2 separate regions of the Homo sapiens genome follow, and region 2 is linked to region 1. Evidence: chromatin contacts called from ENCODE Hi-C or POLR2A ChIA-PET data. All regions are on one chromosome and are shown on one strand. Each heading gives the region's core, a stretch centred on a gene start or an enhancer-like site at or near the end of the contact. The rest is flanking DNA. Distances are from core to core; before and after follow the strand shown. Region 1 holds the start of PTGIS (prostaglandin I2 synthase). Region 2 holds the start of SCREEM1 (SNAI1 cis-regulatory eRNA expressed in monocytes 1).

What was found. Hi-C counts contacts between places; a loop is a spot of excess contacts on that map. ChIA-PET counts read pairs that join two places held with the same protein, here RNA polymerase II (POLR2A).
Region 2: a map of endothelial cell of umbilical vein shows a loop between it and region 1 (3-fold over the local background). The contact joins the promoter of SCREEM1 here to the promoter of PTGIS in region 1. A Hi-C loop is called at or near these places in 1 of 168 maps with a recorded cell type or tissue (endothelial cell of umbilical vein). POLR2A ChIA-PET finds 5 or more read pairs at or near these places in 1 of 52 experiments (Caco-2).

The regions. Positions count from the first base shown.
Region 1 is chr20:49,564,228-49,570,841 of GRCh38, reverse strand. It overlaps PTGIS (prostaglandin I2 synthase), which reads left to right and starts at 2,705. Exons shown (of 10, transcript NM_000961.4): 1 at 2,705-2,799. The coding sequence starts at 2,726. It overlaps LOC101927486 (a long non-coding RNA gene), which reads right to left and starts at 2,798. Exons shown (of 2, transcript XR_244188.4): 1 at 2,669-2,798. RefSeq lists enhancers at 1,174-1,788, 1,789-2,405.
Region 2 is chr20:50,028,183-50,034,796 of GRCh38, reverse strand. SCREEM1 (SNAI1 cis-regulatory eRNA expressed in monocytes 1) reads left to right here and starts at 4,320. Exons shown (of 3, transcript XR_936829.1): 1 at 4,320-4,445; 2 at 4,805-5,083; 3 at 5,356-5,706. RefSeq lists enhancers at 4,105-4,942, 5,782-6,614.

The sequences.
Region 1 (6,614 bases), core at 1,456-3,955:
TTGCCCCCAAAGCAGAAGAGAAGGCAAATAGGAAGGAAACACATTTTTCTAGAAGCCCGCAACAGATATCTGGAAGGTGCCCACCTCAGGACAAATCACTAGCAAAGGTGGATTTCCTGGACCAGCTCAGACCCATGGTGGGTCATTCTCTGGGAAGGGGGCCTGGCCACCTTCCTAAACATATGCCGACTCCTGAACAAATCCAGGAAGAACCAGAGGCTCACATTCATCTCCCTTTGGTGTGTGAGCAGCTGCCTCTCCTTCCCTGGGAGGATTTTGTCTATGGGTCGAGAAGGGAAGAGAGTATCTGGAAGAGATATTTGTATTGAGGTGATATTGGTCTGCACTGAAGCCAGGGGTGGGGAGTAGAAGAACTAATATTTATTGAGTACCTATTGTATACCAGACCCTGTGCTGGGTGATTTCATTCTCTTTTCATTTAATTCAGTTCTCAAAGCAGCCCCATGAGGAAGGAACTGTTCTTCCCATTTTTCAGATGGGAAAATTGAGACCAAGCCTGATCACAGATAATGGAGAGGAGCGGAACTGGTATAAGCGCTAATTGCGGTTAACTTTCCCTGATGCTCATGGTGTGACAGGCACTCACATAGGTGTGCCCCATGGACCAGGTCGTTTGTTCCTGACCTCAACTCCATGAGGTTCTCTTTTCCCCATTCTGTCAATGAGGAACCTCAGCTTAGGGAGGTGGAGCAGTCTGCTTGGGGTCACAAAGCTGAGGATCGGCCAAGCCCAGCTGTGAACCCCACTGCTAGCAGACAGCCCTTTGGAGCTCCCCAAATTTGGAGAAAATCCTCTGGACCCGTTCTATGGCCTTCTTGGGATTGTTGGCTTCTCTGGCAGATAAGCTGGAAAAATAAACAAGAGGATCAGAAAACTCCTTTTGCCTCCTGCTGTTCTGAATCTGCTGAGGCCACAAGGGGGTCATCCAGCTGCCTCGACAGCCAACATTAAGCAGGCAAATGAATGAATCTTGAGTATGATAGCAGGACATGTGAAGTACTGCCAGAAAAAAAAACTATCAAAAAAACAAAGAAACAAAAATCAGTAAGAGGAGATGACTGTTTTAGACCAGGTGGCCAAAGACAGCTTCTCTGCAGTGACAGCTGAGCAGAGATAGAGGCACCGGGGAGGTGGTGGAAAGAGCAGGCTGTGCGAAGAATGCTCCGAACAGAGGGAACAGCACGTGCAAAGGCCCTGCAGTGGGACCTCTAGGGAAAGATGGGGAGATCAGTGTGGCTGGAGCAGAGTGGGTGAGGGAGAGAGTCGGGGGCATAGGGTCAGGCAGGTAAAGGTGAGAAGGGGCGGATCATGCTGGTTCTCGAAGGGCCTTGTCAGGACCCTGGCTGATAAGGATGGAAGCCAGGAGACCAGGAGGAGCAACAGCTTCTCCAGAGCTCTGCTGGGACTATGGAATGAAACGTGCCTAAGCTCACCCGGCACTGAATGGGTGGATACAGGACTAGAACAAGACCTCCTGGGTCTTACCTCCAGGTTCAGCCCATGGTTTCATAAAACTTAGTGTGCCAAGCACTCAACAGTTTGTGATTCCTTTTAGTGTCAAGCTCTCATCACTTCCTCACAACAGCCCCAGAGGTAAGCACAACTCTGCCCTCCCTGTTTCCAGATAATGAGGTGAGCTCAGAGAGGTTGAGCTACCTGCCCAACGCTTCCCAGGGTGGGAATGGGGATGGTGGGGGCAGGGGCGTGGAGTGAGGCTGGATTGACCCCCAGTTCTCATCAGCACCCTGGGGTGGTACATTGCAGAGCCGCGGGCACAGGGGGCTGGCACCCCAAGCACCAGGTAGCGATGACAATGGCCACCACATCCGGAGGCCCTAACGTGCACCAGGTAGAGGGTGCATACTTCACGGGCACTATCTGTCCCCAAAGCAGGTGAGGATGAGGGGACTCCCTGAGACACCCTTGTACCCCCTGCCCAGTAGTTACTGAAGATACTATAGGGTGCGATATAATCCAGACCAGCCCTCCCAGCCCAGACCACAGAATGGAAAACTCCAGGTCCCCAGCACGCCTGGGGTGGGGGATGGGGTGAGGAGGAGCCTTGGGGGGTTTCCTCTGTCTAGGTGGAATGTGGAATGTGGTGGGAAAGCTCCTCCTGACCCCCTTACACTCCTCCTCCATGTTCGTCCCCTCCCACCACATTTTCTCCTCCCACTGTGCCCCCTCCTCCCCATACCTCCTTGGCTGTTTCCCCATCGTCCCGCCGTCTTCCCACATTCCCTCCTCTTCCCTTCCCCAAAAGTCCTCTCCCATCTTCCCCATCCCTCTTCCCTCCCCGCATATAATCTCTTCCTTCCTGTAAATCCTCTCCCTCTCCCCTCCCTTCCATCACCCCCCAGTCCACCACATCCCCCTCAGTCCCCCATCTATCTCCTTTCCCCTTGATCACTCCCCAGCCCACCACATCCCTTCCGCCCCCTCCCCCTCCCCCTCCTTCTCCCCTCCCCTCCCTCCCACATTTTCCATCAGGCCTGAGCTGGGGGGAGCAGGGTTTCTAACAGAGCGCCCCGGTCCGACCCCTGCGGACCTCGGAGGGCCCCATCCCCCACCCCCCCCACCCCGCCCCAAAGCGGGCTGGGGTGGGCGGAGTGGGAGGGGCGCGCCGGGTGGGGGCGGGGAACTTTACCTGGGAGTGGGCCAGGCCGCCAGCCCCGCCAGCCCCGCCAGCCCCGCCAGCCCCGCGATGGCTTGGGCCGCGCTCCTCGGCCTCCTGGCCGCACTGTTGCTGCTGCTGCTACTGAGCCGCCGCCGCACGCGGTGAGTGTCCTGCTCCGCTCGGCCCCGCCAGACAAAGGGGGCGGCTCCCGCCCGGGCTGCAGCCCAAGGGTCTCGGAGCCCGCGGCCGGCCCGGCCCGAGTCCCGCTCCAGTATCCCGGGCAAGGCGAGACCCTCGGAGGTGGGAGTCCCGGGGCCCCGCACGTGGGTGAGGGGGCCAGGCCGTGCTCCCCCTGCCAAGAAGGTGCAAGGTGGGAAGGTGCGGGGTCCGGTAGGTCCCCCGGGGCGAATCGCCCACCGCGACAAGTCCGAGTCTGGCCCTTAGCGCGACGGCAGGGACCTAGGAGGGGGTTTCAGGTGAGGACCGAGGGTTTGTGGGTGGGGAGCCGTGCGGGGACAGCCTCTGCGTGGCCCGGGTGGAAGAAGCGCTCTCCACTCTCCAGCCTCTGCCTGCACCTGGCACCCACCTACGCGCTGTCAAACCCTGCCTTGCTTTCGGCAGTCCTATAGGGATAGCCTCGCTCCTCAACCCATTACACAGATGGGAGTGTTGAGCCAGCGGAGTGTAGAGCCCCTGGGGGATGTCTTGATCATGCCCTGGAACCACCCACCCCGGGATTCCCCGTCTGGAAGACGGGGGTCGGTGGGCTTAGTAATTTCATTTGCCAGGGAGAAACTGAGGCCTATGAAGTCTCTACCTTCCCCTGAGGTCCCACAGCCTGGACAGAACGGAGCCAGGGTCAGATGTCACAGCCTCCTGGTCCCAAAGGTTTTCCAGCTCCATTGAGCATCTGTGATTTAGGAGAAAAAGTAAAGACAGCCTCAAATCAAGGAGATAGCTGTAGCTCTCCTTTTCATAAAATATTTTTTAAGTTAACTTGAATTGCATAAGGAATAGCTGAATACATTCGACTTAACACAAATATTTATCCTGTTATAGGTAAGACCGAAGCCCCTTAACCCTCCCCCAGCCCCTGAAGTCTAGTCCTCTCTCCCTCTCTGGGCCTCTCCTGTTGCTGAGTCTGGGTAGAACCTTCCATATTTAAAAAAATATACTTTTTATTTGAGACTAGTTTGGGATTTACAGAAAGTTGCAAAGATAGTACAAAAAGTTCCTGTATTTCTCTCACCCCGTTTTCCCTATTGTTAACATCTTACATTGTTATGGGACATTTGTCGCCACTAAAAACCAACACTGGTCCGTTACTCTTAACTAAACTTCAAACTTCACGGGATTTTATCCAGTTTCCCATTACTGTCCTCTTTTGTTCCAGGATCCGGCCCCAAGTTACCACATTGCCTTTAGTTTTCATACCTCCTCAGTCTCCCAGATGTTTTAAAAATTACTCTTACATAAAAATTACTCTTACATACATAGACATGAGCTTGTAGCTAATACAGAGCCACGTAAGAGAGAGTTAGTTTACATTCGTGTCTGAAAATTCCGGAAACCTTGGGAACTTTTTGATTTTTAAACAATATGGTAGTTGAATTTTCAAACAATAAGCTCACTGTATTTTTCTTCAACCTCCAGACATCTTTTCAGCTGAAATTTACAACTGTGTAGTCAATCATTTGCCTTAAAACAAGAAAAGAAAAAGACAGTGAATAAATGTCTCAGGGAAGAAATGAATTATTTTTCCTGTCAGGCTTTCTCAATACACTGTATAGAAATGTTTTCAGACATTATGTTGCTTGCTCTTTTCACTCCAGATTTTAGTTTTGACATCTGTTCTTTTTGCTACAAGCAGATCTTTTTGCTACAAGGAGATCGAATCCATTCTTTTGATCCTCTCTGGAGTCTTCCATCATGTGAATACGTTATGGGCTCTTTTTTTGTTTGTTTGTTTGTTTGAGATGGATCTTCCCTCTTGTTGCCCAGGCTGGAGTGCAATGGCACGATCTCGGCTCACCGCAACCTCTGCCTCCTGGGTTCAAGTGATTCTCCTGCCTCAGCCTCCCCAGTAGCTGGGATTACAGGCATGTGCCACCATGCCCAGCTAATTTTTGTATTTTTAGTAGAGACAGGATTTCTCCATGTTGGCCAGGCTGGTCTCGAACTCCTGACCTCAGGTGATCTGCCTGCCTCGGCCTCCCAAGGTGCTGAGATTACAGGCGTGAGTCACCGCGCCCTGCTGAGCCTTTGATTTTTATACCTGTGGGCACCTTGGAAGGGTCAACAGTGGGTAGTGGGGAGAAGTGTGGGAATGAGGGTCACTGGCAGCTTGAGGGTAGGTGCATGGACCCTGGGGACCCCAGTTTAGATCCCCAATCTCACTTTCTCCTTCCAGTTCAGCTAGGGACACTCTGGTTATCTCCATTTTACAGAGGAGGAAACAGGCTCAGAAAGGCTAAGCAACTTGCTCAAGGTCTGTCTGGATTAAAACTCTGGGCTGTAAGAATTTTTAGCTTTTACTTTTAGTGATAGGATCTCACACTGTGGCCCAGGCTGGAGTGCAGTGTACAATTATAGCTTACTGGAGCCTTGAACTCCTGGGCTCAGGTGATCCTCTCATCTTAGCCTCCTGAGTAGGTGGGACTACAGGTGTGTGCCACCATGCCCAGTTAATTTTAAAAATTTTGTAGAGATGGCATCTTGCCATGTTGTCCAGGATGGTCTCAAACTCAGCTCAAGCGATCCTCCCACCGCAGCCTCCCAAAGTGCTGGAATTACCGGTGTGAACCACCACGCCTGGCTTTGCAAGAATTTTTAATTCACAGGAAGAATGAATTCTCAGTCTTCCCACACATTATACTGGTAATCTGAACACTCAAAAGTCTTAGAACCATGTGACTTTTAGATACTAAGAAATGCAACTACAAGCAAAAAATTCTTAAAGAAGGACAATGGCCGGGAGGGCGGATCACGAGGTCAGGAGATCGAGACCATTCTGGCTAACACGGTGAAACCTCATCGCTACTAAAAAAAAAAAAAATACAAAAAAAATTAGCCGGGCGTGGTGGCAGGCGCCTGTAGTCTCAGCTACTCAGGAGACTGAGGCAGGAGAATGGCATGAAGCCGGGAGATGGAGGTTGCAGTGAGCTGAGATCCTGCCACTGCACTCCAGCCTGGGCGACAGAGCGACTCCATCTCAAAAAAAAAAAAAAAAAAGGGCAAACAAGTGAAACAAGTGGGTGACCCTGATGCCGTCTGAATGGTGATCCAGTTTGGGTTAAAATAAGCAAGGCTCTCCAGCTCCCTTGTCTCATTTCTTTATCCTGACCAAGCCTTGAGGTAATTTCCATCACCCTTATCATACAGCTGAGGTTTAAAAAGATGAAGTGACTTTCCCAAGGTCATACAAAAATTATACTCCACATCTAGGCCCCTCCAAAATTCATGCTTATCCCAGTAAGACACCACTACTTCTGGGAGTGAGCAACTCCGTCTTTACCTTTAGAATTTAATTTAAAACTTTTAAATTAGGAAACATTTCAACTATACAGAAAAAGAAAAAGAATACGGTAAGAAGCCCCATGTACCTATACCTTGATTTGACAGTCATTAACATTATTTAAAAAATATTAGACATAGGCTGGGCACGGTGGCTCACACCTATAATTCCAGCACTTTGGGAGGCTGAGGCGGGCCGATCAAGAGGTCAGGAGATCGAGACCATCCTGGCTAACACGATGAAACCCCGTCTCTACTAAAAATACAGAAAATTAGCCAGGCGTGGTGGCAGGCACCTGTAGTCCCAGCTACTCAGGAGGCTGAGGCAGGAGAATGGCGTGAACCCAGGAGGCGGAGCTTGCAGTGAGCGGAGCTTGCGCCATTGCACTCCAGCCTGGGCAACAGAGCGAGACTCCATCTCAAAAAAAAAAAATTAGATGTCATGATATTCCACCCTTGAATA
Region 2 (6,614 bases), core at 3,071-5,570, 460 kb before region 1:
TCCCCTGGAGAGTCTCAGCTCTCTACCATGTGTGTCCTCCCCAGGGTCTGGCCATGAGGAAATTGAACACAGAGAAGCCCAGGCCCTTCCCTAGGGCACACAGCAAGCACCCAGCCTCTGGCCTCAGTGAACAGGCAGAGACTACAAACGGGGGGTGCTCGGACCAACCAGACCCACAGAGGGACAGAGGAGACTTGTTTGACCCCCACAGAGTTAGAAACAACTGGAATTTCTTGCCCACAAAATCAGCCTGGGAGCAGGGGCTCACACCTATAATCCCAGCACTGTGGGAGGCTGAGGCAGGAGGATCGCTTGAGCGCAGGAGTTCAAAACCAGCCAGGGCAACATGGAGAGACTCTGGCTCTAAAAAAAAAAAAAAAAAAAAAAAAAATTTAATAGCCAGGTGTGGGCCGGACACAGTGGCTCACTTCTGTAATCCCAGCACTTTGGGAGGCTGAGGTGGGCAGATCACTTGAGGCCAGGAGTTGGAGATCAGCCTGGCCAACATGGTGAAACCCTGTCTCTACTAAAAATGCAAAAATTAGCTGGGCGTGGTGGCTTGCACCTACTCAGCTACTCAGGAGGCTGAGAGGGGAGGATCCTTTGAGCCCAGGAATTCCAGCCTGCAGTGGACTATGATCTCACTACTGTACTCCAGCCTGGTGACAGAGCAAGACTCAGTCACTTTAAAAAAAAAAATTCTATTACAATTCTGACTTCCCGTTTTCCCACAGCAGCGGGCCGGCTTTCCTACGTGGCAATGAATCACACCCATCACAGTCTCCACCAACCCCTATTGCTTCACCCTTAACTTATTTAAGTACCTGCCTAGCATCTGCAGGCATTGGAATCATCTGACCCTTGCTTAAAGCAAGGAAAAGAAGAAGAAATGGAATTTTAGGCAGAGGTTAGAGTAGGAAGAATCTAGGCTCCCGAAAGCTATCACTGGAGGTTCTGGAATTTGCAAGCCCTGGCTGGGAGGGAACATTCCCACTGACCATTCCAGCCTCTGCTGACCCCAGGGCCTTTCTGTGGCCACGGTCCTGGCTGTAAGTGCATGCACAGTCCTGGGTATCCTTCCAAGTGGATGTGTGGGCCCTGTGTGTGTATTTCTGGGCACAGAAGACTTTCAGGGTACTTGAATCTTGAATCTGCCATTTTCTGGCTGTGCGGTCCCAGGCAAGGACCTTACTCTTTCTGGGCCCAGTTTTGTTTGTTTGTTTGTTTTGAAACAGGATCTCCCTCTGTTGCCCAGACCGGAGTGCAGTGGCATGACCATAGCTCATTACAGCCTCAACCTCCCAGGCTCAAGTGATACTCCCACCTCAGCCTCCCGAATAGCTGAGACTACAGGCACACACCACCATGCCCGGCTAATTTTTTTAAAAAATTTTTTGTAGAAATGGGGTCTTGCTATGTTGCCCAGGCTAGTTTTGAACTCCTGGGCTCAAGTGACCCTCTCGCTTTGGCCTCCCAAAGTGCTGGGATTATAGGCATGAGCCACTGCCCCAGGCCTCTTGTCTGTAATATGAGCCTAGGCTGGCACCAGACAGGAGTAAGAGTAACTTTTACTATTTGATGTAAAGCCAAGCACTTGGCATGGGTTAACAGCTTCAGTCCTCGCTAAGAAATGAGGAGACCAAGGCACAGAAAGTAAAGCGCACAGTACAGGACCCGATCACAAAGGCCAAAAGGCAGCCAGGCCTGGCTCCCAGGGCCATGTGCTGGCTCCCCACACAGAGAATGTCAGCCGTGTGTGCTCTCAGCACTCTCCTGATACTGAGGATGAGAGGCACACATTACATTTGGGGACTTTCTTTTTTTGGGGGAGAGACAGAGTCTTGCTCCGTCACCAAGGCTGGAGTGCAATGGCGTCATCTCGGCTCACTGCAATCTCCACCTCTCGGGTTCAAGCAATTCTCCTGCCTCAGCCTCCGGAGTAGCTGGGATTACAGGCACCTGCCACCACACCTAGCTTAATTTTTGTATTTTTAGTAGAGATGAGTTTTCACCACATTGGCAAGGCTGGTCTCCAACTCCTGACCTCAGGTGATCCACCCGCCTTGGCCTCCCAAAGCACTGGGATTACAGGCATGAGCCACCATGCCAGGCCCATTTGGGGATTTTCTGTATGCATAGGGACCCTATATGCATGGTGTGCATGGTAGACCAGGCCCTGCACACACGTGAGTGCATGTGAGTCAGTGTGCATGTGTGTGCAAGTGTGTGCAGGAGAGGTTCTGGGGCCCACAAAGGACAATCATGTGTGTCTATCCATGTACACTCACATCCATTTGTGTACATAAGTGTCTGCTCCTGCACCTGTGTGTCTATTTGGATGTGTGTGTCTGTCCCTGCACGCAAATGTTTGTCCCTACATACAAGTGTCTGTGTTCACATGTGTCCACCCTTGAACACATACTTATCCTTCCATACATGTGTTCATCTGTGCATACGTCGGGCACTGTCTCCTCTCATACTCTGGCATGAGCTCAGTACATGTAGTCGCCCCCACCACGTGTGTGCAAAAACCCGGCTCCACCCATTAAGCCCAAGGAGGCCAGAGTTTCCCGTGGGTGCCCCAGATACTCAAGCACCCCCATTCCCAGGCCTGTGAATGTCTACTGCTCCCCAACCTCCACATCTTCCATGGGAGCTTCTGACAGGCCCTGAAATGCCTAGAAAAGGTGGCTGAACTGAGCTCCCACCCTCATTCTCCACCTGATGCTGCCTGCTGCTCTGGGGCTGCTTGCCCAGCCTCCTCCCGGGGCATCAGAGTGAGTGTGTATCTGCTGCCATGGGGAGGGGCTGCTGCTGGCCTGGGGTGGGTCTGCAGGAAGGCTCCTTCCCATGCCTTTGCACCCCCAGGAACCCCAAAACTTGTCACCATGCCACAATCACAGGAACATAGACTAATGCACACACACACCCCCACACATGCACAAAATACATGGCAGACAAACAACACTCCACACACACGTCCAGGCACCTGCCAAAAAAAGACGTGACACACACAGACCTGCTCCTATACAGTCACACCAAATTCCAGACACACAACACACACCCACAATACACTGCAGATACCCACAGGCACCTACAAATACAGAAGCACTAACTGCCTGAATCAGAGACACATAATGCAGGTGCATGGATGGGCGCACACAGACACACAGGGATGCACAACACCACACGCGGACCCACATGCATCTGTCCACATCACAGACACACACTCACACGCGTACCCCCTATCCAAGGCCATCCAGCTGGCCCCACACCCCAGGAGGACCGTGGAGAGCTCTGTCCCTCTTGCTCTCTCCCACCTGGCTTTAACCTCCTCCAAGCCATGTCCCCACACACCCCATCTTCCCTACTGCTCCCCTTGGCTGCCACACTGGCCTCCTGGCCAGTCCTGGAACACACTAGGCACATTCCAGCCTCAGGCCTTTGTACTTGCTGTTCTCTCTGCCTAGAATGCTTTTCTTGACCCCTTGATATCTGTGTGCCTCCCTCCCTCAGCTCCTTCCCGACTCTGCTCAAGACTGTCATCTTGGCTGGCTGCGGTGGCTCACATCTGTAATCCCAGCACTTTGGGAGGCCGAGGCGGGTGGATCACTTAAGGTCAGGAGTTCAAGACCAGCCTGGCCAACATGGTGAAACCCCATCTCTACTAAAAATACAAAAATTAACCGGGTGTGGTGGCACGCACCTGTAATCCCAGCTACTCCGGAGGCTGAAGCAGGAGAATCACTTGAACTCGGGAGGCAGAGGTTGCAGTGAGCCGAGATTGCAACACTGCACTGCAGCCTGGGTGACAGAGTGAGACTCCATCTCAAAAAAAAAAAAAAAAAAAAAGACTGTCATCTTGCCAGTGAGGCTGCGGCTGCTCCTGACCCTGCTCCCCGCACTGTGAACGCAGCCTGCGCCTCGCTCCTTCTGTGGCTCTCTGCTTTGATGCTGCTGCTGCTGTTCTCAGCTCTTACCACTACCTGATATTTATCAGTTGCTGGTCTCCCCATGAACGCCCTGGGGCAGAGGTCTCATTTCATCCAAAGTTGTAACTCCATGCAGTGAGCCGAGATCGCGCCACTGCACTCCAGCCTAGGCAACAGAGTGAGTGAGATTCCGTCACAAAATAAATAAATAAATAAATAAATAAACAAAGTTGTGACCCGAGCATCTGGAAGACTGCCTGGCACACAGGGGTGGTCAGTAAGTATCTGCTGAATGAATAAACACAATAGAATAGAAAGGATTGGTAGGTTCTAGAACAGACCAGAACACACAATAGAACAGAAACAATGCAATGGAATAGACAAGCTACACCACAACAGCCCAGTATAACCCATCAAAGCCAGGCTGATGCTCAGGGCTTCAACAGAATTGGGCAGAACAGCCACGAACCCCCTCCTAAAACTACGATCTGGACCTCAGCAGACACCATCAGGGTGGGTGGCCACGAACTGCATCTGGACAGGGGTCTTCCCACGCCCCTCTCCCCCGGCTATCCTGGGCTGAGAGCTTTTCCGCCTGCTCTGTCCCTGTTCCTGCCCAGCCGAACAGGTCAGGGGTGGTTTCTGGTCTGGACACCGGGGCTCTGGCTCCTGTCTGGGGTGATTCCTGCTGAGTCACTGGCCACAGTTCTGGCCAGGCTCCCACGGGCCTGATTATGTTGGAGGTTGGGGGACCATGGCCAAGGGATGAGGCACTCAGCCTACGGGTGCGTGGGGTGAGGGTGGTGCTGGGCTGGCCACAGGCTGCTTCTCTCCGTCACTGGTGGCTTTTACTTCACCTTTCCCATGGCCAGATGATGACAGAGAACACTCTCTCCACCAGGCCTGACCAAAGGTCTGGCTAGGCTGATGGTTACGAAAGAGAGGGAGAAAGAGAAGAGACTTAGGGGACCCCTCCCCCGCAAGCAATCCTCCACGGGGAAGGCTGGCCGTGGGAAGCTGTCCCTACCCAGTGCAGACTCGAGTCTGGCTTGAGAGCCCTGGCCCACCTCTGGACAGGGTCCTGATCCAAGGCTGGCGCTTCATCTCAGGGCAGGGGCAAGGTGGGGGGACCCTGCCTGTCTGCCTGGAAGGTCAGTTCTCGCCCTAACCCCACCTGGAACTTGACCATGTCTCTGCAGCCCCTCTGCTCAGGACCCTCCAGGGGCTCAAGGCAAAAGCCACATCCTCCTCATTGCCTGCCCCACCTGCCCGCCCCGTCCCCTTGCTGGCCTCACCTCCTGGCCTCGCCCACTCTGCTCCCACCCGACTGGCCTCCTGCCTGCTCCTTGACTCTGCCCACCACACCCCTGCCTCAGGGCCTTCACACTGGCTGTTCCCTCTGCCTGGAACTCTCTCTCCGCAGACACCCACATGGCTTCCTTCGATTCGTCCTGCAGATCTCCCTGGCATCACTTTCTGAGACACCGTACTCAACCCCCTCCAACAGGGAAAGCCCCCGCGCTATGTCCTGACTCCCCCAGCTGCGCCTGGCTCCCCCACCTGTGCCTGGCTCCTCCAGAGACACCTGTTCCAGCCCAGTGTGCGGTGTGCTCATTGTGCCATCTCCTTGGGTGGAGTGATGGCTCCATGAGGGCAGGCAGGTTGTCTACTCTGTTCACTGTTTAAAGCAGGGCCCTGCCCGAAGGAGGTGCGCAATACCTTCCGGGCAAATAAATGAATGAATGGATGAACTAAAGGAATTGGGAGGGGGAGTAGGAAGAGCACACTTAAAGCTCAGGCAGGTGCCGGGCGTGGTGGCTCACGCCTGTAATCCCAGCATTTTGGGAGGCTGAGGCGGGCGGATCACGAGGTCAGGAGATGGAGACCATCCTGGCTAACACAGTGAAACCCCGTCTCTACTAAAAAAATACAAAAAATTAGCCGGGCATGGTGGCGGGTGCCTATAGTCCCAGCTACTTGGGAGGCTGAGACAGGAGAATGGTGTGAACCCGGGTGGTGAACCTGGGAGGCGGAGCTTGTAGTGAGCCGAGATTGCACCACTGCACTCTGGCCTGGGCGACAAAGCGAGACTCTGTCTCAAGAAAAAGAAAGCTCAGGCAGGCCCCAGTGTGGTGGCTCAGGCTTGCAATCGCAGCACTTTGGGAGGCCAAGGCTGGTGGATCACTTGAGCTCAGGAGTTCGAGACCAGCCTGGGCAACACAGCAAAACCCCATCTCTACAGAAAAATACAAAAATTAGCAGGGCATGATGGTGCACGCCTGCGGTCCCAGCTACTCGAGGGGCTGACGTGGGAGGATCACCAGAGCCCGGGGAGGTTGGGGCTGCAGTGAGCCATGATGGCACCACTGCACTCCAGCCTGGACAGCTTCACTGAAGAGGTGACATTTAAGCTGAAGCCTGAGATTTGAGAAAGAACCTTGAAGTGTTCCAGGCAGAAAACACAGCCAGTGCAAAGGCCCTGAGGCTGGAACCTGGTCAACACACTCAAGAAAGAGAAGGAAAGCTGTGAAGCTGAGTGCAGTGTGTGTGTGTGTGTGTGTGTGTGTGTGTGTGTGTGTGTGTGTGTATGTGTTGGTGGCGAGGGAGGGAGGAGTTTGCAGCCTATAATGCAGGGAAGTGCAAGGACCCCACTCTGACACCCCAGAATCTCCTTGCCCCCCT